2 separate regions of the Homo sapiens genome follow, and region 2 is linked to region 1. A link is a loop called in an ENCODE intact Hi-C map of the cell type or tissue named here. Cell type or tissue: Caco-2. All regions are shown on one strand. Links, peaks and the distances in the headings refer to the core of each region. The heading gives the core; the rest is flanking DNA.

Region 1 (15,698 bases), core at 3,986-11,985:
TGGCCATGCTGGTCTTGAACTCCTGATGTTAGGTGATCCACCCGCCTCGGCCTCCCAAAGTGCTGGAATTACAGGCATGAGCCACCACGCCTGGTCAGGTGCCTCTTTTAACAGCAGATAGAATGTTGAAAGTAGGTGAGGTGTTTTAAGTAAGTAGAGAAGTATAGTATTAGGGTATGCTGTAATTCAAGTTGCGAGGTTTCTCCCCTTTCTCCTTTATTTCCTACTTAACAGTATGTGTCAGATATTGTGTTATTCTTAAATATAATGTGGTGAATAAAACAGACAGTCTCGGTTTGTTCAGAACAGACAGAAATTAAACATATAATTCCCTCAAAATAAAAAGAAACTGTGAAAGAGTGAGAGAGAGAGAGAGAGCACAAGCTACTACAAGAAATAATGATGGCAAAGCCCCATTTAAACTGAAAGAGGAAGGTGCTGGAAGTCCGTACTAAGTGACTGGTACTGTGACCCGAAGAACAACTGGAGTCAGCTAGATGAAGTGTCTGAGTAAGAGGGTTTTGGGCAGAGAAAACAGAAGGTGCAAAGGCCCCACGGCAGGCAAGAACTTGTCAAGCCCAAGGGCCCAAAAGAAAGCTGGTGTGGCTCAGTATAAAGGGGAAGGTGAGTAGGGAAAAGATGAGGTTGGAAAGATAGAACCATGTAGACCAGATTAAAATACCTGGATTTCATGTAAAAGGTCAAGCCATTGAAAGGTGTTAAATCTGGAGAGTGCTTTGGTCTTTTTTTTTTTTTTTTTTTTTTGAGACGGAGTCTCTCTCTGTCGCCCAGGCTGGAGTGCGGTGGCGGGATCTCGGCTCACTGCAAGCTCCGCCTCCCGGGTTCACGCCATTCTCCTGCCTCAGCCTCCCAAGTAGCTGGGACTACAGGCGCCCGCCACTACGCCCGGCTAATTTTTTGTATTTTTAGTAGAGACGGGGTTTCACCGTTTTAGCCGGGATGGTCTCGATCTCCTGACCTCGTGATCCGCCCGCCTCGGCCTCCCAAAGTGCTGGGATTACAGGCGTGAGCCACCGCGCCCGGCCGCTTTGGTCTTTTAAGATACCATAAAGATCACCTTGGTTGCCATATGAAGGCTTCAGTGGATGTCCTTCAGGAGAGGAATTAGGGACACCAGTTAGGAGGGCATTGCTCTCATGCAGGTGACAGAAAGTGTCTGAGGAACGAGGAAGAAAGCTGTAAACTGAAGGTATATTTTGGAGGTAAAATCCATAGGATATAATGATGAATTGTTGAGATGGCTGCTATAGGAGCTCATATTGATATCATCCCATCATCCCAGGGCTTGGGTTTTTCACATAAGAATCCTTTGTAGGCTAGATGTAGTGGCTCATGCCTGTAATCTCGGCACTTTGGGAGGCTGAGGCAGGCGGATCACCTGAGTTAAGGAGTTTGAGACCAGCATGACCAACATGGCAAAACTCCATCTCTACTAAAAATACAAAAATTAGCTGGGTGTGGTTGCACGTGCCTGTAATCCCAGCTACTTGGGAGGCTGAGGCACGAGAATTGCTTGAACCTGGGAGGTGGAGGTTGCAGTGAACCACGATCGCACCACTGCAATCCAGCCTGGGCAACAGAATGACACTCTGTCTCAAAAAAAAAAAATTTTTTTTTTAAAGAGTCCTTTCTAATATTGATGTCTCCTTGACAAGCATCTGGAGAGTCTCCCTGAAGAGGCCATCATGGAGCTGAACCTGTTGACTGGTATTCCCATTGTTTAAGTATTGGACAAGATCTGGAAGCCCATTAAGCCCATGCAGTTCTTGGGGGATTAACTTCCATAGATAAAGCTAAGGAAGCCATGGCTGCCAGGGCTAGGCCAAGAAGTGAAGGCCAACAGGCAGGCTACTATCCCCAGGAACACCCTCCCTGCCCAGCCCATTGCAGGTACCACACTGAACACAACTGCAGGCATCTCAAGTTGTAGCTGCAGATGGGGACTGGTGCCTCCCATTTTTATTTTAGCCATTTTGTCTCCTGCACCTACTTCCTTCATACAGTCTAGTCAGAATGACACCTCTGGGGCCTGGGTTCTCAGTCCAAGCTGAGGGAAGGCTCCTCTTTTTCAAGGTAATATTGAGGTAGTAACTCGGGTTTTTGCTAGTGCTTTGTTTACTAAGAACCTGCTTAAGTAGGGGTTAGGGAGGGAACCATGCTGAGGCATGACCAATGAGGAGAAGCAAGAAAGCCTATTGCCCCCCAGTCTTGTGCTCTCCTGTAGCCAGGCCACTGCCTTAGGGGGCTTTAGTCACTCCAGTGAAAGATAAATGTAACCTGCCTGATGATGTAAAAAAATAACTATTTCTTTCCTTCCTGACTCTAGAGGAGCTGGCTCCAGAAGGTTGAGGGCAATCCTAAATTAAGATTATATGCTATATTTACACTGTCTCTCTCTCTCTCTCTCTCTCTCTATATATATATATGTATATAAATAATGATACATATATATGTGTGTGTATATATATATAAAATGATGCATGTATATACATGTATATATATAATGATACAAAACAAAAGCCCTTCTGGGGTTTCTAGTGGTAGTTGAAACAGTCCCACACGAAATCATTAGAAAGTATTAGAAATAGTCCCACACCAATATGGGATAAGCTCCTTGACTTCTAAGGGGTAAGAATGCATCCTGCTGTGTGTTTTAGAATATCTTCCCCACCTTGTTTTGTGGCAGAGTAATGCCCCTTGATCATGTCCAAGTGTGTTTTTCACTGTCTTATTTCTGAATCATGTTTTAATTGCTTAGCCCTGCCACATGGGCCCAATGTTCATTTTTAGTATAATATACTAAATGATTTTTCCATATCAGTATAATAAAGGAGTGATGTGCAATTAAGAAAACATTGATGGCCCCATCACTTGTCTGGTCTCGTATCATACCTATAATAATTGGCAATGTTAATTGAGTATTTACTATGTGCCAAGTTCTGTACTAAGTGCTTGACTTTGATGTTTTATTTATTTATTTATGAAGTGGAGTCTCATTCTGTTGCCCAGGCTGGAGTGCAGTGGCACAATCTTGGTTCACTGCAACCTCTGCCTCCTGGGTTCAAGCGATTCTCCTGCCTCAGCCTCCTGAGTAGCTGGGATTACAGGCGCCCGCCACCATGCCTGGCTAATTGTTTTTGTTTTTTGTTTTTTGTTTTAGTAGAGACAGGGTTTTACCATGTTGGTCAGGCTGGTCTTGAATCCCTGACCTCAGGTGATCTGCCCATCTCGGCCTCCTAAATTGCTAGGATTACAGGTGTGAGCCACCACACCTGGCCAGATGTCTTATTTAATCATTCCTCTAACTCTGTGGAGTATGCATGAATTTTAGAGATTAGGCAATGGAAACTTACAGAGGTTAAGTGACTTGTCCAGTCACATGTTAATAAATAACAGTTCTGGGACTCAATCTCCTCTGTCTTCAAAGCCTGTGCTCTTAAGTACAATATGACATTGCCTCAGTATATCTGAAGTCATGATGAGATAGTAGACTGCTTCCAGAAAGGTCTCCAATGATCCCTGCCTCCTAATATTCACTCTCTCACGTAATCCCCTCCCTGTGACTAGCTTTTAATAAACAGAATGTGGCAATGGTGATGGGATGCCACTCTAAGATTAGATGATAAAAGACTGTGACTTCCATCTTAGCAGCACTCTGACTTGCCTTATTGCTCACTTGCTCTTATAAAGCAAACTGCTATGCTGTGAGCTGCCCTATGGAGAGGCCCATAATGCAAGGAACTGAGGGTGGCCTCCAGCCAAAAGCCCAGGTAGAAATGAATACTGCTAACAGCCACATGTGTGCACATGGAAGTGGATCCTTCCTCCCCTGAGCCTTGAGATTTCTGCCGATCAGCTGACACTTCGATTGCAGCCTGTGAGACTCTGAGCAGAGGACCTAGTTAAGCCATGGCCAGATTCCTACTTTACAAAAACTGTTGTTTCAAGCTACCAAGTTTGGGGGGTAACGTGTTACACAGCAATAGATAACTAATACAAATGATAATGTCAATATTAATAATATTAACAACTGTCCTAGTATCTTGCATTTATGTAGTGTTTCAAACTTTTCCAAAGAAAAATCAAGTTTCAGAATAATGAAATTAGAAAAATATATTTCTAGTATCTTCCCCTAAAACACAGCAGCTGCACTTGAAAGAACCACCTGTATTTTCAACAAGAAAAATTGGTATTTATTCACCTGTTTTCATTACCTTAAATCCCATCTCTAAAACCATTTGAAATATGGTATCTAGCAAGGGACCCTTTTTCTTCTTTGTACTAAGCTATTAGCAAAGAGATATGTTTAAGCATCTGGCCTGGGTGTTCTTTAGGACCTCACATTTGTAGCAGCCAGTTGGACTTCTTAGCCTGTGCTGGGGTTTCCTAATCCCTGTATCAATTCCTGCTCCAAGAGAGGGACATGGATTTTAAGCTGTCAATCAATATTTTTGCCAGTTGAGATGAAATATAAGGGGTGAAAGAAAAAAGCTAACATAAGACCAGAGCTCAAATTGGGCAAGACTACAAAGAATTTTTCCAGAAAGTTTTCCCAGAAGGAGCTAATTATTGTGGGAGAAAGTAATCTTCATGTTTGGCTTGAATAACCACAGAAACAACAAAATGCAAATATTTAAAAAATAATGGGAAAATAGAAGAAAAATTTTGATTATACTCTCGGTGGGCTTACTTTAAAAACAAAAAACCACTGAGTGTATGTGTAAATATGTATATACCTACACATACACATTAGCAGAAAGGGAAACATGGGAAATTCACTAAAAACGTACTTATTTTGCACATAGTTATAGAGCAAGGAAGTCCTGAATGTAATTGTAAAGGTTACACCACAGAATAAGATAAACACAGGCTGGGCGCGGTGGCTGACGCCTGTAATCCCAGCACTTTGGGAGGCCGAGGCGGGCGGATCACGAGGTCAGGAGATCGAGACCATCCTGGCTAACACGGTGAAACCCCGTCTCTACTAAAAATACAAAAAAATTAGCCGGCCGTGGCGGCGTGCGCCTGTAGTCCCAGCTGCTGGGGAGGCTGAGGCAGGAGAATGACGTGAACCTGGAGCCGAGATCGCGCCACTGCACTCCAACCTGGGTGACAGAGCAAGACTCCGTCTCAAAAAAAAAAAAAAAAAAAAAAAAGATAAACACAGTCTCTACCCTGATATAGCCTAAATTTTAGTGGGATAAACAGATAAGTAAAAGCTAACGTAATAAATCAATAAATAACTACAGGTTGTGATCGTGATTGAAAGTAAAAACGAGGAATTGTTTACACAGGACATTCAGAAAAGGCTTGTCTGAGAACGAAAGAAAGTGGGGTCAGCTATGTTAGGAGCTGGGAGAGAGGTTTCCAGATAAAGGGAATAGCAAATACAATGGCCCTAAAATAGAAAGAGTGTAGACTGTTCTAGAACTGTCAAAGGTCAGTGAGCCTGGTGAAGAATGGTATGAAATGAGGAAGTGGTGGTCATAGGCCAGATCATTTAGGGCCTTATAGGCCCTGCAAAGGAGTGGGATTTTACTCTAAATTGAAAGGGAACGTATGTTTTCAAAAGATCACCCTTGTGGCTATGTGAGGAATAGATATAAACAAGCTAAAGTGGATGTCTGAAGCTAAGTAGGAAAAAAAGCCTATTGCGCTATTCCAGGCTAGAGATGAGAGTGGCTTAGAGCAGAGGTTGGCAAAAGACATAAAGAATAACGGACAGATTTTGGTGGTAGAATGAAAAGGACTTAAAGCTGAATTCGATGTGGAGGCTGAAGGATTGGACGAATCAAGGAAACCTCTTGGGTTGAGTGTTTCATATGTGAACATGGTGTCATGTATTGAACTGAGAAACCCTACAAAGATCTGTGTGTTGAGAGATCAGGAGGTTGGTTTTGAACATGCAATCTGAGATGTCTCTGAGAAATTCAAGTAAAGGTGTAATTTAGAAAGTCAGATCTATGAGCTTGAGCTAATATTATATTATATATATATTATGAATATAAAGTCAATCACATTCTGTAGTTAGCCTAAATATATCAATATACACAACATGAAGGATTATGCTTAGTAATGTAATTCTTTGATTTTACAGAGCTGAAATAAACCTCAGATTTTTCAAGTTATTTTTTACTTTTAATTGTCCAAACACAGCACCATTTAATTTTTTTCAGCTTCATGCTTTCTAATTTTTGAATATTTGAATTCTCCATTATAAAAATATTTTTAATATTTTTTAGAATATTAGAAAGCTACAGAAAGGGGGAGAGGTCTAAAATTTATGGAGCACTAACAACAGAACAGGCAGAAATGACATAACATTATTTCACTTAAATTCATAACAATCCTCTAGGATTACCTCCTTTTGGCAGGTGAAGAAGCTGAGGTTCAAAGCATTTAAGTTAACTTGTCCAGTGACATATGATCAGGATTCAAAGCCAAGTTTTCTTTTGGCACTAAAGGCCACATCCCATCTTTACAGAAGATGCAAAGCCCACAGCGTCTCCTTTCGTTTCTCTTTTCATTTCCACATTTTTTCCCCACTGTTCTTACATCTCTTTTACTGTTCAACCCAACTGAATTCAACAAACACTTGGAGCATTCCCCTACATTTGTATGGCTGGTAACTGCATTTCTGCTGAGTTTTGGACATGTTCTGTTCTTCACCTCCACTATTTGATGGCCTTCTGCCATTGTCTCAGCTGCTTAATAACGAGAAATTCCCCGTATCCCTTCTTCTCAAAATGTCATAAATAGCTGCTATTGCCTTGGCAATTTCCTGGACTTCCACATCCAGTGAGGATTGGCTGTTACCTAAACTGTTAATTTTCTCCTGGCTGTAATCCACGGGAAACTATATTCATTAACTCTGAAGCTTGCTTCCTGGAACAAACAACTTGATTTTCTTCCTCTTTGCTTCTTGTTCTTCTGTGTTTTCTTACTATATTTCCCGTTCTTATTTCACTTTTAATTTCATTAGTTTCTTTTTATGTTGTTTTAAAAATAATCTAATGCCCATTTCTAGTCTCAGTTTTTTTCCCTGCATTTCTATTTTTTTGCTAGTTGGAAGTGCACTATTTGAACCAGTTAGTACTTATTTATTCGTTTGTTTAAATAGACTAACAGCCCCAGCACAGGACTTGACCATTCCATATCCGAAAAAATTGGTAGTTGTCGTGGAGAGATATACCTATCTTAGTTAGATACATTAGTCAAAGGAACATCACATGATTTTTTTAAAACAAATTCCTCTGTAGCTATTTCTATGTGCCTGTCACTGTTAGAAGACATGAGCTATTACTTAATCTTCCTATTCACTCTGAGATAGCTACTATTATTATCTTGTTACAGATGAAGAAACCACAGGAACAGAAACTCAGAATAGAAAATCTATATCAATTTTTACACATGAAAATAGAACCTGACCCCTACCACCTGACAGAAGTTTTATATTTGGGGTATTGTATGATGGAAAAAAAAACCCAGAAAATGGGGTCTCTTACTGTGTAAAGAAGTGTAATGCTCCCAGAAGAAGAGAGTTCCACAGGGAGAGAACTGAGTAAGGAGACCTGACTTCCTCTGTGTGCAGGAAAGGCAGCTATGAAGGAAGACTGACCTCTTTGTGAAGGTAGGTATTTTGTTATCAAAAGGTGTCTTTCCTTTTGATAACAAAATAAAAAATTTATGTTAGCTAGAAACTTATCCTTTACTCTGCTAGTGCTCTACTAGAGCAATCTACATTTAGCTGTGTGTGATGTGCTTGTTTAAAGAGACCAAAGGAACATGGTGCCCTCAGGGAAGACGGCATCAGCTTCTTGAGTGGACCGTGGGTCACAGTTCCACGAGGTGATTAGCAGTGCTGTTTGGCAGTCTTAGAGGAGTATTCCAAAGAAATGTAAGACCAAACCTGGCAACCCTTATAGATTGGAGAATGCTTCCCTGAAAGGGGAAAAGAGGAAACTAGGAAACATTTGCATTTCATAATACACATGAATTGTTCGTAACATATAAGCATGATTTCATAGATAATCTTAAAAATAATCCAGTAATAATATGACACCGTGATAGCATTGTAAGTTAAAAAAAAAAAAATCACAAATCCGCTGGTAGCCTAACACCAACGAAACGTGGACAAATAACTTTTTGTTGAGAGTTACTCCTTTATCAGTAGCAACATTGTTGAGCTCTATTTGGAACCACAATGTATACATGAAGTAAAGTCTATTATTTGGAAATTTATAGATCAAATGAAAATAAGCCTACACTATAAGTTTAACCAAAGAATGCAAAATAAACTAGATTAATAATGATGAAGTGAACAGTCCTATATAATTAAAGAGTAAGACTAGTAGTGAAGAAAATTATGACTAACCCAACATAATACTGTTGATACACTGATGATAAAGGGTACTTTCAAAAAGCAGAAAGAATTTCAAGTATCTGCAATGTATAAATAGTGAGCAGTTTGCAAATTTGTTTAAAAGCCAGTAGAATGTTAATTTAGAGTCCCTAGTAAATTCCAAAATAAGTTTAATTTAATTTATGAATACCACATTGTAGTAATTCTTAGTAACTACTTACAAATTATTAACTCTCTTAGAAATGTTTTGGGCAGCATGTAATAGAAAACTCCAGCTGATATTGACCTAAGCCATAAGAATTCTTACTGTTTATGTAACAAAAGCCTGGAGGCATATGATTTGAGGATTAGATCAGCAGCTCCAGATTTTAGGGTACTTGCTTGATGTCTTTGTGATTATCTTGGACATCCCTGCAGCACCAGGCACCACATTCTCGGGCCTCAAAATTTAAAGACAAGAAGCAAGAGTGAGGCCAGAGTGGTGAGAGAGCTCCTCCCACAGGCCTGTTCCTGTTTATCAGGGAGAGAGAAACCTTTCCTAGAAGCCTGCCCATGAGACCTCTCAGGTCACGTTGGCCAGAACTGGGTCCATGGTCATGCAAGCTACAAGGGAGACCAGGAAAGTAAATATATGGGTTTTGTTTTGTTTTGTTGTTTTTTGTTTTGTTTTGTTTTTTTCCAGCTTCTAGAGAGGGAGAGATGAGCAAGGAAGAAGGAAGTTGGAAATGAGTGTTGGGCATCATTAATAAATGTTGGCCATGTTTTCTGTCTTAGTCTATTTGGGCTGCTATAACAAAATACCTTAGACTGGGTAATTTATAAACAATAAAAATGTATTGCTCACAGTTCTGGAGAATGAGAAGTTCAAGATCAAGGTGCCAGCTGATTTGGTGTCTCGTGAGTACCCATTCCTCAGAGGTGGTGCCTTCTATGTGTCCTCACATGGTAGAAGGGGGAAACGAGCTCTCTTAGGCCTCTTTTTTAAGGGCACTAATCCCACTCATGAGGGTGAATCCCTCTTGAAAAATCACCTCCTACAGGCTGCACATTTTAATTTTGTTGCATTGGGGATTAGGTTTCAACAAATGAATTCTCAGGGTATGGAAACATTTAGACCACAGGATTTTCCAAGTTTAGAAGCTCTTTCTCTGAATTTCTTACAACATGAAGCCAAGACTTCTTACATGGCAGGCCTTTCATGGGCCTATTCTCTAGCCTTCTCCCCACCTTCTCCCATAGACAACTGAGGTTCTGACCATTGTAAATGAATTGCAGTTCCTACACGTCAGCATCTGGACCTATACATTTACATCTTGGCTTTTCTATTCGCCCTTGAAAGAAACAGTCTGTGAAGTATGTTCCAGCCTTCTCTATAACCCCAGGAAAACTCCATTCTTTCCCCAGCATCCTGTATTCTTCTGTATCACTTGATCACATTGTTTTGTGTCTGTTTATTTGTGAGTCTTCCTCGCCAAACTCCAAAGGGGATTTTATTATGCTCACTTTGGGGCAGCACCTTGCACATTGCCAGGCATGGAATTATAGCTTCCTAAAGACTCCTTGAATGAAGGAATGGATGGATGAATATATAAATCTTTGGCCAGGCGCAGTGGCTCACGCCTGTAATCCCAGCACTTTGGGAGGCTGAGGCAGGCGGATCACTTGAGGTCAGGAGTTCAAGACCAGCCTGGCCAACATGGTGAAACCCCATCTCTACTAAAAATACAAAAATTAGCCGGGCCTGGTGGCACGTGCCTGTAATCCCAACCACTTGGGAGGCTGAGACAGGGGAATCGCTTGAACCTGGGAGTCTGAGGTTGCAGTGAGCCAAGATCGCACCACTGCACTCCAGCCTGGGCGACAGAGCAAGACTCCGTCTCAAAAAAAAAAAAAAAAATAGAAAGGAAAGGAGGGAGGGAAGGAAGGAAGGAAGATATAAATCTTTGGATTTAGTCCTTGCTGTCCTGTGTATGAATGTCCTGATATGAGCATAATTTTCTTTTTTTCTGCAGTTTTGCTCTCCTGCATATTTTCCCCTGGACACCCATCTTATCTGTGGAGCACAGCACCAACGGGCTGCTCCTTCTCTGGGCTGCTGATTTGTCCATTGTCAGTCCTCTGCAGGCTGCCTCCTAAGCCTCAGGTGCAGTCTGACACCTTGCTGCATTTCCTCTCTGCATTTACAGAGGATCTCCTCTGCGTTTTCTGCCTGTGATGCTACAGGGCAGCTCAATCTCAACAAGGCCCTGTCTGCTGCCTCCAAAAAGCCCTGTCCACTAAAGTAAGCCCGTTTCTTACCTCATCACTTTGTTACTAACTGTCTTTACTGATCACATTTTTCTCATTATATCTTCTAATAGGAGAGAATATTTTTCTTTATCAGAAAACGTTGTGTTATAAAAGAATAGAACTGATTTCCTATTTGAAGATTTTCACCACACCCAAAAGAGAAAACAAGAGAACACACAGTTTCTAAGGTTCTCCCTGGTTTCCTTACTTGCCTGGTCCCATTATGCCTGAGGAGGAGGGGTGGAAGGAGAGAGTTCAGCAGGAAACATTTCACTCTTTCCTGCCTCTTATTTATTTATAATTTTGAGAGTGCTCTGTCTCCAGGAGGGAAGTAATGCTTCTCTTCTCAAATTTCTCACTGACTTTCAAATGGGCTTAAATACTGATTTCTTTAGACTTCTGACCTAATGTATTCTACACAATATGAATCTGAGGTTCGATTTCTAGGTGGGTGGGTAAGAGGTGGAAAGGGTTTGTACTCAGAGCTCAGAACTGAGAACAAGTTGAAAGATTTGCCAATGTACAGGGGAACAAAAAGTGTGCAGAGGTCTCAGGAGTGCAGGCTTCTCTGCTACAACATGAGTTTTCATAACTTGAGCTGACTTTAATATGATTGATTCATTAGGGAACATTGTATTTTGTAGATTGCATTGGCTATAATTGGACAGAGATTGGGAATTAGCACCAATCAGAGCAAAACTGCTGTTCTGGTTGCAGCCAAGTTTGTTTAAATGGCTGGGTGATAAGATGGCTGATGAAGGCGGTAAGTGCTATCTTTAGATAAGCACTGAGCTAATTGGTATTTCTGGAGGTTACTGGAAAAGAAAAGCAATTAGTTCTGCGGTGACACAGAACCGGTCTTCCAAAAATATGGGGAAATTTTTAGTTTTTAAAATAGTGTGGGTGGGAGATTTATTGGCAATAAGTGGGTAGAGACCAGAGATGCTAAACTTGCAATGCACAGGACAGACCTACACAAGGAAGAATTGGCTTGCCACAAATCTAAAATTCCAAAAGTTGCATGTCCCTAATCTTCTGCCCCAAGGATGGGTATACCAGCTGGAGAGAAAGCAATATTTTGGGTTTATAGCTGTACATGAAATTATTAAAGGAAAGCCTTTATTCTGGACATCTTGAAGTCAAAATCCTATGGTTCCTTCAGCATCTTTCTCACTGAAACAAAAGTTGGTGTTTATCAAAGCTATTTTTTCTTTTAGGTAACAGGAATTTTCTTAAGAAGACAACTAAAAATCTCTTTTAGCAGGGCAGGTGGTAAAAGAGGAAGTCCTTCCCAGTACTTGAAATATTACAGATTCCCTTACCTAGAAGTGGAGTTTACTGTACTTGTCAGTTTTCCCCTCCACTTTGGGCAATATTTCAGTTCAAAAGAAAACTGCTGTGTGAGAGGGAAAGGTCGACCAACTTATGCTTCTTTTAGATGGTATCAGTAAATCTGAAGTATCTTCAATTTGCCTTCACTTTAGAATAAAATTTAGCTTACTATACTTACTCTTAGCCCTTAAAAAAAACACATCTCTTTCCAGTGAAAACTCAGTGCTCATGCTGATAGTCCACTTTAAAAGTTAATCTGTTTTTTCTCTGGTTATTTCTAAGATTTTCTCATGACTTGTAAGTTTGATTACTTTATCCCACAATTTCACTATATGTCTAAGAATGGATTTGTTTCATTTATCTAGCTCAGAATAAAGTATGCTTCTTTAGTCTGAGGTCTCATGTCTTCATTTCATTCTGGAATTCTCTTAGCCATTTATCTTCTTATCCCAATATTTTCATTCTATTTTCTATTTCTCTTAACTTCTCTTTCACATTTTCTATCTTATTATTTCTCTGTGCTGTGTTCTGGTTTATTTTCAAAGATTTATCTTCAATTCACTAATTTTTTCTTCTGCTGTATCTAAACCGTTATTTAACAAGTCTATCAAAGGTTTATTTTTAAGTGACTGTTATTTCCTTTCTATTGTTCTTAAATGGTCCAAATTCCTTCAGCTTTAAAGTTTTACTCATCAAAAACCCTATATCTTTGAACATCTTAAATATGTTTATATTAAAGTCCCCTTTAGATTGCTGTATTGTCATAGTTGTGAAATCTCCACTTTGTTGGGTTTCTTGTTTACCACTAAACTCTCTTATATATTATAATTTCTTTTTATGCATTCACCTTCTGTAAGTTATCTTTCCTAGCAGTATCATATGAGCCCTAGAGGTTTCCCTTAGGAAATTTTCCCATAGCCTCTATTGAGGTTCTGAACTATCATGTTTTCCAGTTTGAGATTTCTGCATAATGTGAATAATGTAAATTTAGATACTTTCACCTGAGCATAGATTTGACTTTTCCATGTAGACTCCTCCATATCCCCAACCAGATGGGCTGTTTCTGGGCTCTGTTTAAAGTCTACTGGCCTCATGGCAGGAAAATTCTTCCTTGGCTTCTCACTTTAGGCAATGAATCTAGTTCTTGCTGTGTGCAGGCTCTGCACTTTGAGTCTTATCTCTACAAAGTATTAAAGCCTCAATTATGGTATCCTGGTACTTCATAGGCAATGAAGCTTTAATTCCTCTTTACTTGGAGACTTCTTCATTTATGCAACCTGGATTTTTTTTTTTTTTTTTAGTGTTTAGTTTAGATACATGCTATTAAAATATTTTAAATGTCCTATCTAGATGTCTATGTTTTTTGATTTTTTGCTTTTCTGGAGGAGTGAAAAGGATTTCCCCTTCTGCTTAGTCCACCATTTGGACTGGATGTCATTCCAGGTCTTCTTGTCTTTACCACAAAAGTAATTTTCACTCTGGTACAGATTAGATGCTCAAGAAATAGTTGTTGAATTGTTATATAATTAAGGTTTATAGCACACTTTGGCTGAATTGGACCTTGTATAAAGGAGCTTTAAATCAATCTTAAGGAAAATACACAAAACAAGAGAAGAATACTGTTTTTGATAGTGTGTCAATTTGCTTATTCATTTTATAGCAGTTGTTTCTCTTTTTCACTGTGGAATTTCCTGTTAGGCTTATCTGAGAAATTTATTCTTTATAGTTCTATAATTAACCAGAAGTGTTTGGGGCTTTGGTTTCAGCAGATTCGGGGTTTAAATTTCAACTGTGCCACACTCAGATGTTCAAGCCACATTGTAGGGACTCAACAATTACTTGTTGAAGGAATAAATGAATGGATGGATAATTTAGCTAAGGATCAGTTCTTCCTATGTGAAATGTGGCCAATAATAGTAACCTCGCCATAGGGCTTTAGAATTAAGTGAGCTCACCTCTGCAAAGAACCCAGCATAGCGTTTAGCATAGAGTAAGAGCTCAGTGAGTGTTAACTATTATTATTATTCCATATAGTTACTTGAAATGCATATCTCAGGGCCTAGACATAGAAGAATTAAATAATTATGCATTCCCTTAACTTCTTTAACTTTTCCTGTTACTTTCATTCTTTATATCTTCTTTTAAAAAATGTCTACTCTTGGCTGGGCATGGTGGCTCATGCTCGTAATCCTAGCACTCTGGGAGGTCGAGGCAGGAGGATCACTTGAGGGCAGGAGTTCAAGACCAGCCTGGGGAACATAGTGAGACCCCATCTTTATTTAAATTAAAAAAAAGAAAAAAAAATCTACTCTTTATAGGGCCATGCTCATAGATGTCATTAAGAATCCAATTTGAATTCATAGTTCTATGATTTCCCCCATATTTCTGAAAAAAATCTGATTTTTTTATATATTAATAATATTGGAATAGTTGTTCTCCAAGTAAGTATTTATTACATTATTAGAAAAATTAAATCAAGAAAGTAGAGCCAAGTAGAGGTCTGGCATCACTGCACCAGTGAAAATACCATATCATATTATTCTAAAGGAGGAAAGGTTTCCCTGACTTAATAGATATTAAAAACCAGGAAGAAATAAAAACACAAATTTCCTTGAGGTCATTCTAATTTTCACTGATTACTTTTTAAAAGGGAGTTAAAATATCTTAAAGAAAACTAGATCATCATATAGTTTTTGTGCTATTATTTTCCCTTTAATATTCAACTACAATTTATGTAATTTAAACTATAAATTTTTAGAATTCCATTGTTTCCTTGCTTGATAATAAATACAGAAACGTATAGTGCCATCTTGTGAAAAAGATGCAGAACTGCATTACACTAATTTATTTGTGTAAGTTGAAATATAACAGGGGAAAGGGATATAGAGCTAAAAGTTGTGCATAATAAAGATTAATCAGCATATTTCTGTTAGCTAGATTTAATGTTAAAAAATAGAATTTAGATGGGTTTCCCAGCTGCCTAAATATTTCTGTAGCCTGGATAATAGCCAGAAAGGCAAGGGTAACATATTGAGTTGAAATTGTGCAAGGGGAACTACCAAATTTCAGAACATTTTTATTCCAAAGGGAAAAAGAAGAGAAAAACATTATGTCTGATGCTCTAAACTGCAAAGCTGTGTATATGATTGAACCAAAGATGTTGCTAACCACAATGGAGAGGAGAGGTGAAGCACATTACAAGGAAATTCAAGGCCCTTGGAATGATCTGATTAAACAGACAAAAGTGGCTACTTGCCTACTGACTCAGGAGCACTGTCCTTGACTGCTTTTCTTATTGAAACACCCCACACGTATGTATGTTGGAAATTGTTATACATTTTCATCAGGATAGTACAGAGATCTGGTGAAGGCACTAATATAGGGAATGAATTTGTATTTGAGGTGTTTTTTGTTTGTTTGTTTGTTTTTGAGACAGGATCTCACTCTGTCACCCAGGCTGGACTGCAGTGGCACGATCTCGACTCACTGCAACCTCTACCTCCTGGGTTGAAACCTTTCTCATCCCTCAGCCTCCCAAGTAGCTGGGACTACAGGCACACACCACCACACCCAGCTAAGTTTTATATTTTTCGTAAAGATGGGGTTTCACTATGTTGGCCAGGCTGGTCTCGAACTCCTGACCTCAAGTGATCTGCCTGCCTCGGCCTCCCAAAGTGCTGGGATTACAGGTGTG
Region 2 (15,698 bases), core at 4,962-12,961, 99 kb before region 1:
GGGCTGGGGCTCTGGAGCAGCACATTAGCAATTGGCTCTCTTGCCTCTCTCCTGAATGGATATCCTCCCAATAATTCAAAGTTGTACATGTTGTAAGCCCAGGACTTTCAAACTGGGTAACTGATCCAAACACTGGGAATGTGGGTTCAGAATATGACCCATTTGGAAGAAAACCTAAATGGGTCATATTCTGGACCCACATTCCCAGTCGAGACAGTACAAATGATAGTGGCAGGAGGCAGACAAATGCCTAGGCAGATACAGGCAGGTTGCTGGTGAAACCCCACTTTGAAACCAAAGACAGTTTAAATCCTGAAAATCAAGCCACAATCTCGGAAAAATCCATGGATTGGATTAAGAACATCTCTTCCTGTTTGGCACACTTTCCCCTGATTGATCTCCACCCTTCACCTATTTAACATATACCTACCCTTCCCTAATTGGTTTTTTACACTGTCATGCCCACCTTTTGTGGTGATTTGTTTTAGCCTCTTTTGCATACTCACAAGCCAATCAGCATGTACTCTCCCATTCTGAGCCCATAAAAGCCCCGGACCTAGACACACTGAGAGAGACACCACCCAACTTTGGGCGGGGGACCACCCTTGCCTCCCCTCTCTATTGAGAACTGTTCAATCGCTCAATAAAATTCTTCTCCGTCCTCCTTACCCTTCTATTGTGAGTATAACCTCATTCTTGGACATGGGACAAGAACTCAGGAACCAGCAAATGTGGGTACAAGCTGTAACACAGGCAGGCTGGGGCACACCCAGCCCAGCTGTGGGCTGAGCTGGTGCACGAGCCAGGCGCAGCCTGGTGGGCCGAGTGGATGAAGTGCCTCCTGCAGCCAGCCTGGGGCCAAGTGAGGCCTAGGTGGGGGCATCGCTGGCCATGGAGGGCCCCAACTGGCAAAGTGGCAGACAAAAATCCTGCATCACAAAGATATACTCCTAAGTTGCTTAGACTTTGACATAAGACTGGAGAGAAAAGAATTTTTCTTCCAACACAAGCAAGCATGCCAAACCTTACTTTGCTAAAGGGAACTTTGATCCCAGAGGCACTATTCTACAGACAACAGTTCCCTGCATTATATTTGAGAAGACTAACCATCTTTAGGATGAGCCCCCATTTTCCAGTTCTAGAGTGGGATCCTTGGTTTTTATAAATCTACAAGGGAAAAACATTTCCATATCCTAAACAAAGCTACCTGGCAGAATAGCTACGTTGGGCAGATTCAATAGTAAGGACCTACTTGCGTAGCGCAAAGCTAGATGTGTCAAAGCGTTATGAATTGTTCATAGTATGTGATAATCATGATTATATATTTCAATGTTGTACCTTTGCATGGAAAGCTTCTTTGACTGTGTTTTCAGTTTCTCTGTTGTTCCTTCAAAGCAGGCAGCCACCATCTCTGAGAGCTGCTGCTATTATAGTAAATAAGAAGTTATGTGCTTCCTATCTGTCTCCTCATAACTAACTCTCTTCATTAAAGTTAGAAGGAACAGTGGTATGCTGAAGCTGGACAATACAGCCTCATTAGAGCTGACTGTTATATTTTTAGGAATTTTATTTTATTAGGTTGGTGCAAAAGTAATCAAAAGTCATGGCAAAAACTGCAATTACTTTTGCACCAAACTAATACATCCCACTATTAAAAATTAAATTGTATAACCTTAGAATTAAATAAATTTCTTTTAAAAAAAGGTAACAAATAATCCAAACTCTTCACATCTTGGTGATTTTACTACATTTTACAACAATCTATACACAATATTTATGTTCATTTTATCTATATGGTAGAAATATCATGTAAAAGTGTGCAACTCTTTTCCACTCCACATTCAGCGATGTCAGGTGGGTAGCTTGAAATCAACTATGAGCATTTACACCATGGAAATTGGCAAACATAAAAAAATAGGGCTTTTATTTCAAGAGAACTAGTTGTTAAATGTTTACCATCACACCATTGACAACGAGAGTATAAATAGATGTCAATTCCTTTGCCAATACTTGACAAAACAATTACTTATGTTTACATGACTGGCTAGTGAGACATTTTGCCATCAACTAGCTATTTTTATAATGTTGTGAGCCTTGATACTCACAACTGAATTCCCTCATTCTCTCTTTATCACCAGTGAAAATTGTAAATCAGCAGCAATAAAGAATTAAATTGGGTTTCAACAAGAAATAAAAATGATGCCAATCAACTATGTGGGTAGAATTTTATGCTGTTAGAAAATAAGTAAATATATGAAACTCATAAATCTATTGCATGAATATATCAGTCAGAGATGGAGAAAAAGCTATCACAAGGGGAGGGACATAAATTGTGCTTTGTGAAAAGAATGTACTAAAATAAGGAAATGCACTGCATGGGTTCATAATTTGGTAATAATATGAGTTCATTAGTTGCTATATGTTTTCTGGGCAGTAGTTTGTCCCTGATAGAAAGCTTTACTGAAGATCCTGGGATCAGGTCACAGAAGAATGATTTAGTGAACATCTAATGGCTGTTGTCAATGTGCTCACATTCAAAGCCAGGCCCATCCGTAGAGGGGATCCCTTGTGTGGTGCCTTTCTGTTTCGTTTCCTTCACCAGGGAAGTCACAGTATTGCTGCTCCCTGGGAGTCCAGGCCCTGAGCCCCAGAGAATATTCACCTCCACCTATGTCCTGCATCCCCAGTCCTTAGTGTTTGTCTAATTATTAACCTTATTCCTGAATAATTAATCCTAATAACATTTTCATTGGTAAGTAAGGGATATATATATGTGTGCGTGTGTGTGTCTGTGTGTGTGTGTGTATGTGTGTGTGTAAGAGTTCTGCTGTAAAATTTCAGAGGACCAAAAAACTCTGTGATAAAGATAAATAGTATTTAATTTAATATATTTAAAAAATTAAACTTAATGCAAAAAACCCATGATTCATAGAATATCAAAATCTGAAATAAAGACAGGATTAGACTTTAGGATAAGGGTGCTGTTCCCACTAGTGAACCAGGCTTCCAAGTGGAATGCCTTTCTTCCCATTTTCATTTGTCTCCCGCGAGTTTGCTCAATTAGCTCTTTCTTTTCTCTCCTAAATTTTCAGCTTCTAGCTCTGTATAGGCATTCATTTCCCAAAGCCTACAAACTTGCTAAAGTTCCAACCACCTTTGAAACAAAAACAAAAGGAAGAACTGCCTCATTTCAATTCCTTTGATTTTTCTCCTGCTAACATCCCACACATTTTCCTTTATACCAAAGTTCCTTGAAAAAGTAACCTGTGCTCAGTGTCTTTATGTTTTTACCTCCCGTTTGGCATTTCTTCAATGCACAATGTTCATTATTCCTGTCTTTTGTGTGGGGGAGGTATACAGGGTCTTGCTCTGTCACCTAGGCTGGGGTGTGGTGGCACGATCTCGGCCCACTGCAACCTCCGCCTCCTGAGTTCAAGCAATTCTCTTGCCTCAGCCTCCTGAGTAACTGGGATTACAGGCATACGACACCATGCCCAGCTAATTTTTGTATTTTTTATTAGAGATGGGTTTCACCATGTTGGCCAGGCTGGTCTTGAATTCCTGGCCTCTAGTGATCCGCCCACCGTGGCCTCCCAAAGTGCAGAGATTGCAGGCATGAACCACCGCACCTGGCCACTCCAGTCTTTTTGAGAAATCTCTTCTTTTTGACTTCTATGATATCACTTTTTATTATTCCTTCTTCTACCTCCAAACATTCCTTCTCAGTCTTACTTGGAATCTCATTTATTTCTGCCCTCTCTTAAAACGTTGGCAATCGTCAGGTGCTAGCATCATCCTCTGCTTCCCTCACCCCTCCTTCAACGACCACACCAACTCCCATGAGAGAACTATCAAAAACAAGCACACAACACTTATTTCCAGCTCTGAAGTCTCTCCTGGATACAGATTTTTATATAGGCAGCCTACTAGACAGCCCCTCTTGGCCACTCATAGACACCTCAACCTCAACATATCTTAACACACTCATTACGTAGCTCATTCACCACCGCTCTGGCTGGCTTTACCTCTACTATTTATCTCGTTGAATGGCACCAGGAATTCAACAAGGAAGCATGAAGCCACTCTAGAGTATTCCTTTTCCTCAAAGGCTAGAGACCTGAGTACTCCTAAAGACACCACCTCCAGCATCCGTGGAGCTGCCAACAGAAGCCCTCAGAATTTCACTTACGGTTTGCACACAGGACTTGTGGGACAACCTGTGATCCTGGAATGACATCCCACATTATCACAGTGTATTCCTCTTCTCTGCCCTCACCTTCTGCTTCTCTTATTCCTGCTTCCTCTGTGCCAGAAATGCTAGCCTTCCTGCTTCTCCCTGGACCTTTCTTCCTCCAGATACACAGCTCCCCACCTTCCTTTGCTCATCTGTCTACTGATAGAAATATCTGTCATTGAGCCCTTTCCTAACCACCCCACATAAAATTAGTAACCTACTCCCCTACTGTTCTCTTATCTTCCTATCCAGCTTCATTTTCCTTCTTAGCACTTATACACACCTGACTTATTTTGTTTGTTCATTTTTCTTGTCTATTAAAATGTGCATCCCCTGAAACCAGGGTCTAGCTTACTAACTATATTTTCATCCCCTAGAACAGTGTTCAATCTTTAGTAGAGACAAAACATACATTTGTTAAATGACTGTATGATTAATTCCTGTCATACCTACTCCTTCAACATTTATCGTCTCAGTTTCCTTGGATATTCCTCACATATTCAACAAATATTCACTGAGCTCTTCATACAAGACCTGCAGAGTGCTGGCTGCTGCCATTGTCGCTGCTGCAGGACTCATTGTCTCCAGCCTGGACTCTTGGAATTGTCTCATAACTGGTTTCCTTGCTTACAGTCAGTTCTCCTTTTTACCTGTTCTTCATGCTGTTGCTAGGTTGTCTTTCCAACTTAGCTCACATTGATAGCTTCTCTGTGAAGCCTTTCTCAATAATTTCAGTAGAATGTCTTGACCTTCCTTGTGCCTCAATGTGCCTTGTACAGATGGCTGTCATAGCACATACACTATGGCACTTTGCTGAACATATTTATACATCTGTCACGTATTATTTGACTATAAACTCACTGAGGACAGATGTTACAGTCTTTTATTTGCCCTGAGTTTTATTTATCCTCACTATTTAACACAATACCAGGGCTAACATGAATGCTTGATAAATATTTGTTGAATAAGTAACATCATAGTGTTATCAACAAATTAACTGTCTTTATGCCAGAGAGTCTAAAGCACTTACACACAAATCATAGTATGTTTTTCCAACTTAAAAAAAAATGATTTGAACATACATCTTTGTATGATAGGTAAAAAGCAGGTATTATTATCTCCCTCTAACAGAAGGAGGATTGGATTTGTATCTGCTTCCTAAGATTACTTTGCACCCATAACTGGATTGATAGCATCAAGTCTAGTGTGCAGATTATTAAATTGGATGCTGAGGGATTAGCAAAGAAAAGTAGAAACATTCTCTGCCTTCAAGGATCATATTACCTGAAGGGGAAGACAATACCCATAGAAAATAGGTAGGAAAATAGGTCCATTGAAGCTCTTCTAAACAATCCTAAAAATGGACCACTCAAATATTGAGAGAAAGGAAAAATGCTGAAATTACCTCTGTAACCAAACTGGAACTTCTTTTGGAGATCAGCATCTGTATTTAGATGACAGCTGCTCTACCCAGAGGGCTGTACACAGGGAGACAAGTCACCTCTTCCAAGCCTGCAGTGCTCCCTAACGGCCAGCTGTCCGGAGCATGCAGCAGAATGGCAGCATCCTGACAGTTTAATTCTGAGCATCACGTCTGCAATTTACCTGGAGGGAAGAAGCTGAAGGCAGAATGCATAGGGAAATGATGATGAATTCCTAATGACTATTCTAGGTTAAATACTACTGACAAGTCAATGGGTAGAAGGTTTCATTTTGAAGGAGGCTGCTAAAAAGTGATTAACACCATATTTCTAAAACTAAATCAAAACTCTACCAGGGATTCAGCTTCAAAATTGTGATAGTCTGGTTTTCCAGGAAAATGACTGTGTACTAAGAGAACAAGGCAGGGAAGTCAATTAACATTTCTAGGCACTTTTTATGTGTTTTAAATAGTTCTTTCAAACCCTCTCCCAAATGAATCCTCACAACAATATTGCAAGATAAACATTACTAATTCCGTTATTATAGATGAGGATATTGTAGAAAATAAAGGTCCACATGAAAACAGTATGTCTTTCTATCAATGTGGACTCATGAATACTTATTGTAATCAGTAGGTTATAATCTATTAGTCTCATTTATTTTGTTGCCTTTCCCAGCTTTGACCATGGGGAGTTCCCTCAAGTGGACTCTGGTGTCCTTTTCACATGACTCATCAATTTTTTATCATTTCCTTACTTTCTGGCATCACAAGATATTTCAGGCTCCCCTTGTATTTTTTTTTCCTCAACTCTGGAATCAGCCAAGGAGCACTGGTTCCTTTTATTAGAGAATGGTTTTAAAATGAAAATGAGATCTGAGTGCTGGTGGGGCTCATTTGCCAAGGTGATGTTGTTTCTAGGTGCTCACAGAGAAAACAGATGAGAAATATATACATGTATACACATACATAAGTTCCACATACATCCATCTACATCTTTTTCTATCTCTAGCTATCTCAAATATATCAAAAACACAAGTTCACATTGATACCTCAGATTCCAAACCACCACCTCAGTGTTCATTCAAGCCTGTCCCATCTCTGTCTCCAATAGTGAGGAACCAGACTCTCATTACCCCCAATATATTTATTTGAGCAGTCCTAGAACATACACAAAGTAGTTACTGAATTGCTAACTCATACTCCAGTGAAAAACAAATTCAGTAACTAACAATATTTGTGAACAGTTTTTTTTTGTCTTTAGCCTTACAAAATATAGTCAAAACATTGTTTTTCAAATTTGTTACTGTATTTCATTTTCGATGTTCTCTACTTCCTAATTCATTTTGACTATTTATTCAGTATGACTAATGTGATCATGATACCAAAAGTCAAAGCATATGTGTGTGTGTGTGTACATATGTATCTATATATATACATATACATACATATATATACACACATATACATATACATATATATATATACATATACATATATATCTAAAGGTATAATCAGAGAAATGTCACCTCCCTTTAGCCCTTCTCCTTTGTTCCTGCTCTCCCATTCTTTCTATTGAGTCCCTACCCATCTCCTTTGGGTAACCAATCTCATTAGTTCAAGTTTATTCTTATTATGTTTCTATTTGCACAAATAAGAAGATACATGTATATTTTCTTTTCCCTTTTTTCTTTTTTTTCTTTTCGTTCTTTCTTCTTCCTTTTTTTTTTTTTTTTTTTAGAGATTCTCACTCTTTTTCCCAGGCTGGAGTACAGTGGCATGATCACGACTCACTGCAGCCTCGACCTCCTAGACTCAGGTGATCCTCCCACCTCAACTTCCTGAGTAGCTGGGACCATAGGCTCATGCCATCACACCCTGGTAATTTTTGTATTTTTTGTAGAGACAGGGTTTCACCATGTTGCCAGGCTAGTCTCGAACTCCCAGGCTCAAGAAATACACCCACCTCAGCTTCCCAAAGTGCTGGGGTTACAGGCATGAGCCACCACACCTGGCCTTATGTGTGTACTTTTTAATACTATGTTATACACATTAGGATGTACATAACATCCTAGGATTACATTTGGCTTTTTCACTTAAAAGTATATCCTGGGGCTGGGCGCGGTGGCTCATGCCTGTAATCCCAGCACTTTGGGAGGCCAAGGTGGGCGGATCACTTGAGGTCAGGAGTTCAAGACCAGCCTGACCAACATGGAGAAACCCCGTCTCTACTAAAAATACAAAATTAGCCGGCATGGTGGCACATGCCTGTAATCCCAGCTACTCAGGAGGCTGAGGCAGGAGAATCACGTGAACCTGGGAGGCAGAGGTTGCGGTGAGCCGAGATTGCACCATTGTACTCCAGCCTGGGCAACAAAAGCGAAACTCTGTCTCAAAAAAACCCAAAAAACAAAAAACATATATCCTGGAAATTAATCCGTATCACTAGTTTCTGGCTGAACGTTCCTGGTCTTTTAGGTAACAAGCTTCTGCTTTGTTCCCCAGTTCTGACAGGAGTTCAATTGTCCAGAGAGCCTTTCTCCTCCTCAAGATCCCAAATTTGGCTGATGAAATCTTTGTCTCCCTTTTATTTTTGTTCTTTGAGGGGACCTTTAGTCTATGTCTCTCTTGGGATTTAGATAACACCATCCCTGGGGCATGGCCGAATCCGGTTTCATCTTTGAACCCTGTCACTTAAGGGGTTCAGTGCTGCTTCAGAGACCAGGTGGCTAGGGGAACGTGTGTAAAAATGGAATAAAATGCACCTGATAAAGGTATGGACTTAGAAACAATGTGGAAACATGAGGGCATCCATCTGGGACTGGCTTTACCTTATCCTACCCTCCTCCCTCCCCATCACACTGTCTGTTGCTTCTTTGAACCATCTCTACTTCTTTTCCTTTTCAAAGCAACTCTAATGTTTATTTCATCTACTCTCCTCTGTGTGCCGGTAGAAAGGGGATTATTTCTTTTCTCCAAGGTTTCCCCTGTTGAATGAGGTCCCTTGATAACAAACTTTCCAAATCAGTTGTTTCCTAAACATATTTTCAAACATTCAACTAGCTTTGGTCTTTGCTAGATCCTCTTTTGGGAGTGCCTTTCTACTCCTCTACCTGGAGAACTCTGGCTCAGCAGATAAATATATCATTATCTTTGTCACATGGTCCCAGTCTCCCTTTTCCTGGAAACCCTGTGGAATGAGTTCATCCCTCCTCTATGCTCCTACAGCTCCCTGTGTACTTCTTATTACAGCATTTTCCACATTATGTCATTATATAGTAATTAGATGTTTGCAGATCTGTCTCCCCCCACTAGACCATGACTGCTTGAGGCCTGGGATAATTATGTTTCATTCTTCTTTGTGTCTCCAGTGCCTTGCAGTATCTGCCACATAGTGGGTGCTGAGTAATGTTTAAATGATTTCATTAACTATACTTTGTCACACATGCACAGTCATTTAGCACAGATACAGAAAGAGAGCAACTCTAAAGAGATTTCACGCATTCTGCTAATAAGGAGGAAACTAAAGCACTATGGTTAAGTCAGAAGTTTCTGTTTTTTAGCTGCTGATGAGATCTTGCCCCAGCCTTAGAGGCACTGAATAAAATGGTCAGATTTTCCACATGCTCAATCCAGGCCAGTAGGAGAAGTTTCACTCTTGCCCGGACCAAAAAGTCTTAGAATTACAATGATGGATGGGCTTATGGAATGGCTCTTCCTCTTCTAGGAGCAAATGTCTATAATAATTTAGGTCCCATTGGGTTGTGTCTCAACCATGCAACTGGATTTATTAATTTGACCTTTTAATTACTAACAATCTGCTGACCTGAAATTTCTTCAGATCCTCAGAGCAAGGAAATAAACTTCTCCAGGAGAGAGAATAAAAATAAAATAAAACAAAAGCAAGTCTGGCACCTAGCTATGTTGGTGTCTTCCAAAGTATGAACACCATAATAAAGGCTTTCTGCTTCTGTTTCATTATGTGACAGTCAGAGACTGTAAACACTGTCGGTGGCAGAGAAAACAGTGTCTAGAAACAAATAAGAGAAACTAAAGATGAAACTGGGAATATGTGCACAGCTTATGCTTTGGTATTCTGTGGTCATGACAGCTTTTGCTCTTATGAAAGTACTGAGTGTGGTGTTCTTTTTCCCTGTAATGATTTCTGAAACTGTGTGACTTGTGGAATTTGCCTTAAAAAATGCAGTGAGTGTTTAATCGCTCAGGGTGTGAGTAACCACATTCTGTTCGACTATGCTTCCAGCCCTCACTTTCCTCCTTATCAGTGACAGTACTCCAAACACTTGTCTCAATTTTCAGATCAAAGCTGATGAAAAACAGACCTCTAAAGGGTTGAATTGCCTTCTGCATTTTTGTTCATCGGAAGAAAATACCTATACCACTTGAAAGGGCTGAGCTTTTTTAGTGCCTCATCTGTAGATTGTAAATTCTGTTTTGCCTTCCTGCTTTGCTTATTTCTTACTCTGTCAATGTCATCTGCTTCAAGAAATGTATCTTTTAATTAATTATTCTTGTCTCAAGTTGTCTGCTGTGGCTCACTGTCAGGGCAATAATTCATATCGGTAAAATAGGATATGTTGCTAAATGGAAATATCTTGGCTTATTTCAACATGAGATTAACTTCATTTACCCAATAATCACCTTAAATGAGTTTTCAGATAAATCTTTTTGTTGTTTATATTTTATTTGAAGTTGCATACAACATTGCTTTTCTAAAAGAGCAGAAATTTGGAAGCATGAGAACATTAAACTATAGAAGACCCTAGAAGTCTGATTGAAAAAACATTTAGAAGGAATTCTAAAGCTAGAAGCCAAGTCCAACGACACAACAATAACAATTCCATTCATATTCTGATCTATGGGAAATCTCCAAAAAAGGCCTCCCAGAAATGCATAATAAAATATGGATAGTTTTGAATAGGTTACACATGGTTTGCCTGAGTTTATTAAAACAATGGAATCAGTTATAAATAGTGCAGAAAAGATTAATAAAGTAATTGAAGGTAAATAAATTTAAAACAAATAGAAACAAGATGGGTGACAAAATAAACAAACCTCTATGACTTTTCCAAAGGCAACCTTTAAAAACAATGGTAGGCACGTTCTCACTCATAGGCGGGAATTGAACAATGAGAACACTTGGACACAGGAAGGGGAACATCACACACCGGGGCTTGTCGTGGGTGGGAGGAGCGGGGAGGGATAGCATTAGCAGATATACCTAATGTAAATGACGAGTTAATGGGTGCAGCACACCAACATGGCACATCCATACATATGTAACAAACCTGCACATTGTGCACATGTACCCTAGAACTTAAAGTATTAAAAAAAAAGGTAGATTTTCAAAGCTATTTACTAAAGTGAACAAAAACAAACTTTGTATTATTTGGAGAACCATAATTTAGTCCAGTTGGGAAGAAATTGAGGTTCAAGGATTTACATGTACTGGTAGAGTATTTCTGAAATGATAGGATCAGAAGTATTATTGAATTTAGAATTTTTTTTAGTTTTGGAATATTTGCGTATACACAATGAGATATCTTAGGAATGGGACCTAAGTCTAAACATGAAATTCATTTATATTTCATACACGCTTTATACACGCAGCCTGAAACTAATTTTATGCAATATTTTAAAATAATTTTGTGTAAGAAAGTTTTGACTGCAACCTGACATACGAGGTCAGTTGGGGAATTTTCCACTTGGGGCATGATGTCGGTACTCCACAAGTTTCCTATTTTGAACCATTTTTTTTCTTTTTTTTTTTGAGATGGAGTTTCACTCTTGTCACCCAGGCTGGAGTGCCATGGCATGATCTTGGCTCATTGCAACCTCCACCTCCCAGGTTCAAGCGATTCTCCTGCATCAGCCTCCCAAGTAGTTGGGATTACAGGTATGCACCACCACACCCGGCTAATTTTTGTATTATTAGTAGAGACGGGGTTTCACCTTGTCGGCCAGGCTGGTCTCGAACTCCTGACCTCAGGTGATCAGCCAACCTTGGCCTCGCATAGTACTGGGATTACAGGTGTGAGCCACTGTGCTCAGCTTTGAAGCATTTTTGATTTGAGGTTTCTGACTAGAAATGCTCAACCTGTACTTCTGAAAGGAGGATATTCTTTTCAGTGTAATCCTTCAGGACCGATTTTGTACTCCTTTCCTAAGGGGAATGAAGGGTCATTCTTCTTTTAGTCCAGATATTAGGAGCACTATAGTAATGCGATATTTGGTTATTATGACTGCATGGTGTGGAAAGGTCACTGGACTAAAAAGGAACTGTAGGTTCTCATCCCAGATGCATCATTAACTGGTTTTGTGACCTTGGGAAAAATCAATGAATTTGATAAATATTCCTTAAGCACCTAGGTACTATGCAAGATGTTGAAGCTAAAATGACAATAGGAAAAGTTCTTCAACTTTCCCCTGAGAAAGACTGGCAGTAAAAAAATAATAATAAAGAGCTACACGTGCCACAGTAAGAAATAGATGGGATGGGGCTAGAGACAGAAATAGGCATTCCAGGAATTTCAAGCCCTTTGGCTTTGCTAGATTCGAGGGTGCTTGACAAGGTGGGCCGAACATAAGGCTGGAGTCATAGGCAGGGACCAAATTGTGCAGTGTCTTTTGCATTACAGTAAGAATTTGGACATTAATGATGTATCCAGTAATACTCAAATTTTAGTATGCAATCGAATTACTTGGAGGAGTTTATTAAAACACAAGCGTCTGCCCTTGAGTGACAGCATCCGAATCTCCAGAGGCAGGATCAGGACACATGTATTTGACAAGCCCCTCAGGTGCTTCTAGTGTACCCAAAAGTTTGAGAGCCACTGGTATAGTCAGTGAGGAACCACTGAAGACCCTGGCGTAAGGGAGTAACACCAGATTTGTATTTTAGAAAGATCACTCTGCAAAGAGCGTAGAGAACAGACTTGAGGGATGTGATCCTGGAGACAGGGAGACTGATTAAAAGATGATTTTCTTTATAACTCAGGACCCAGCCTCCTCTCCTGGGTATGTGTCTGAGAAAAAAATCTAATATATGTACCTTAGGAAACAGTAGAAAAGTGTTCATAGTAGCAATGTGTGTAGTAGCAAAAAAAAAAGACTATCCCAAATATCGATGAATAGGAGAATAAATTGTGGTATTTTCCCATAAGAGAATTTGCTACAACAGTGAAAATGAATGAATCAAATCTATATGCAATTAAATAGATGAATCTTACAAACACAGGGGTCCCCCTATCCTCAGGGGATATATTCCAAGACCTCCAGTGGATGCCTGAAATCTTGGATGTACTGAAACCTATATATCCTATGTTTTTTTCCTATACATACATACCTATGATAAAGTTTATCGTTTATAAATTAGGCACAGTAAGAGATTAACAACTAATAATAAAATTGGATAACTATTATACTGTAATAAAAGTTATGTGAATGTGATCTCTCTCTTTCTTTCCCTCTCAAAATATCTTATTTTACTGTACTTAGCCTTCTTCTTATGATCTGTTGATTTGATAACTGAGACCACTACTACGTGACTTACACGTGGGTAGCATGGACGTGTGGATATGGTGGACAAAGGGATGATTTGTGTCCAGCTGGGAAGAAGTGGGACAGTGCAAGATTTCATCATGCTACTCAGAATGGCATGTGATTTAAACTTATGAATTGTTTATTTCTGGAATTTTCTATTTAATATTTTTGGACCACAGTTGACCATGGGTAACTGAAACTACGGAAAACAAAACTGTGGATAAGTGGGGACTACTATAGAGTTTTGAGAGTAAAAAAAAGCAGTAATGAAAGACTACATACTGTGAAAGTTGTTGGTATCAAAATGGACTGACTTATGTCAGACGCTGGCAAAATGGAGTTAGGCAGTCATGAAGTGGGGGGATGCTTACACATATTTGCCAGAAACTATCACAAAAGATTCTGCCAAACCCATAAGATTGCATAAAACCACCACAACCTTGCACACCGCCCCCTGCCAAAATAAAAAAGAGAAAAAGAAAAAGAAAATACTTTTGTGAGGACATCTGCCTAGCAAATGCCTCTCCAGTCTTGGACCGATGCTACCCTTATTATTGATCCTTGTAGCCAAGGATAATTGTCTCACAACTTATGTAACCCTCCTCATTTTACCTTTAAAAACGCTTGTCTTTCTTTGCCTTCCTGGATGTGCGTATGATTTGTCACAGCATGTGTCCCACGTTGCAATGCCCTATTTGTTCCTGATTAAACTAAATATTTTTAGATAGCCTCTCTCTGTTTGTTATTTAGGTTGACAATACTATATGATACCATTCAAATATGGTTTTAAAGTGAACAAAATTAAACAGTTATATACACACATTGTTTTTCAACAAAGCAAGGGAATAAAACTACACAATTTAGGACAGCATTACCACTTGTAGAGGTCAGTGGATTTGGCTAAGGATAAAATACATAATATCTTCAATGGTGATGATAACATTTTGTTTCACTAGTTGAATGGTGGATTGATGGCTGTTTGTGTTTTGATTATGCTTCACAACTTATATTTGGTAACCAGTCTGTAAAGATGGCTCTCCAAAGCACGGTGCCTCCCAGTGTTCATGCTTTTGTATAGTCCTCTCCCACATTGAACCTGGGGGTTTAATCAAGAGGATGCAGCAGAAGTGACACTGTGTGACTTCTAAGCCTAGGTCATAAGAAGCCTTGTATCTGCCTCCTGGGCCTCTCAGAACACATGTTCTGAGAAAGCAAGCCACCATGCAGGAAGTCCAAATATCCAGACACCACCATGTGAGGAAGCCCAAGTCAGCCACATGGAAAGGCTGCCTGGAGACAAGGGATGTCTGGCTAGCTATTCCCAGCTGAGACACCAGTTATATAAGTGAAGAAGCCATCATGGGTGTCCAGCACAGTTGAGTCTGCAGATGACTTCAGCCCCAGCCACCATCTGACTGCAACTGCATGAGAAACTCCAAGAGACAACTGCCCAACTGAGCCCAGTAAACCCTCAGAACTGTGAGAGAGATTAGTACATCACTGTTTTAAGCCACAAAGTTGGAAATGGTTGGTCATACAAGAGATAGCCAGAACATGATGTCACATATATTATTTTGTATGCATCAAACACTACAATTTTTTTTTTTCAGAAATGAGATTATTAACACAAGTCGGAATCAGACAGTCTGGTTTCAAATCCTGGTTCTGCCACTCCTAGCTTCTGCGACTTATCCTGAATAAGCCACTTAACCTCTCTAAGAATCAGTTTTATCATCTGGGAAATGGGGAAAATAATAGTTCCTACCTCATAGGTAAGTTGGGAGGCTTAAGAAATACTGACTTTGTCTATTCTTATCTAGGCAGAAGGTAAGGACATTACAACTTGTAGGGACAAAGCAGTACTACACAAACTTGCTTCTTCTATGGATCGAAAGAGGAAAGGAAAAAGCTTTTGTAAATGAAATGTGGATTATAGCTTAAGAACTCCTATGAGTATTCATGGTAAACAGGATTCAGCTGGAACAAGTGGCTATAAAGTCTGTTCCCACTCTGTGGTTTTATGAAGATTCATTGATTTCCTGCAGTTTATTTCAGGTATAAAACATGTGAACTCGGATTTCTCAGAGACAGATTTCCCTGATTTTAGCATTATTTCTGTCCATGGCTTCCCTCTCCTGTGGAACTCTCCACTTTGGGCCCAGTCATCTCATGTTAGGTGAAAGCAAACAAATAAAGGCGTCATTCAGTCAATCCACTCGATGGCTGGTTAATAGATCACATAGAAGGAAGGGGCAAGGAAGGAGGAACAGGAGACTGATAGTGCTGTTCTTTCTGCAGGGCATTTGAAGTCTGGGAATAGAAACTGGACAAGTGATTTTAGGAAGCAATCTTGTTTGAAAGATGATTATACTCTAGGAAGGGGTGAAATATGACCATTGTGCATCCCACAGATATCCTCAGAATATGATGAAAGCCAATTTCTACCCTTTCCCATTTAGCTTGGTCCACAAACTACACGGT

What was found. A loop is a pair of places that touch in the nucleus more often than their neighbours do. Peaks named below come from ENCODE experiments on the same cell type or tissue, not always from the same donor. Only the 100,000 strongest peaks of a DNase experiment are listed, where the experiment ranks them.
Region 2: it touches region 1 in a loop (7-fold over the local background); 3 of 110 quality-filtered maps call a loop at or near these places.

The regions. Positions count from the first base shown.
Region 1 is chr13:60,320,918-60,336,615 of GRCh38, forward strand. It overlaps LOC105370228 (a long non-coding RNA gene), which reads left to right and starts at 7,508. Exons shown (of 3, transcript XR_942002.3): 1 at 7,508-7,651. RefSeq lists a silencer at 8,782-8,851. In Caco-2, for the core only: CTCF peaks have their summits at 8,899 and 9,103; a DNase peak (open chromatin) is centred at 8,844.
Region 2 is chr13:60,220,966-60,236,663 of GRCh38, forward strand. It overlaps LINC00434 (long intergenic non-protein coding RNA 434), which reads right to left. Exons shown (of 3, transcript NR_047022.1): 2 at 5,640-5,853. Among named protein-coding and RNA genes, the nearest start is that of LINC00434, 39 kb to the right of the region's middle. In Caco-2, for the core only: a CTCF peak has its summit at 5,760; a DNase peak (open chromatin) is centred at 5,766.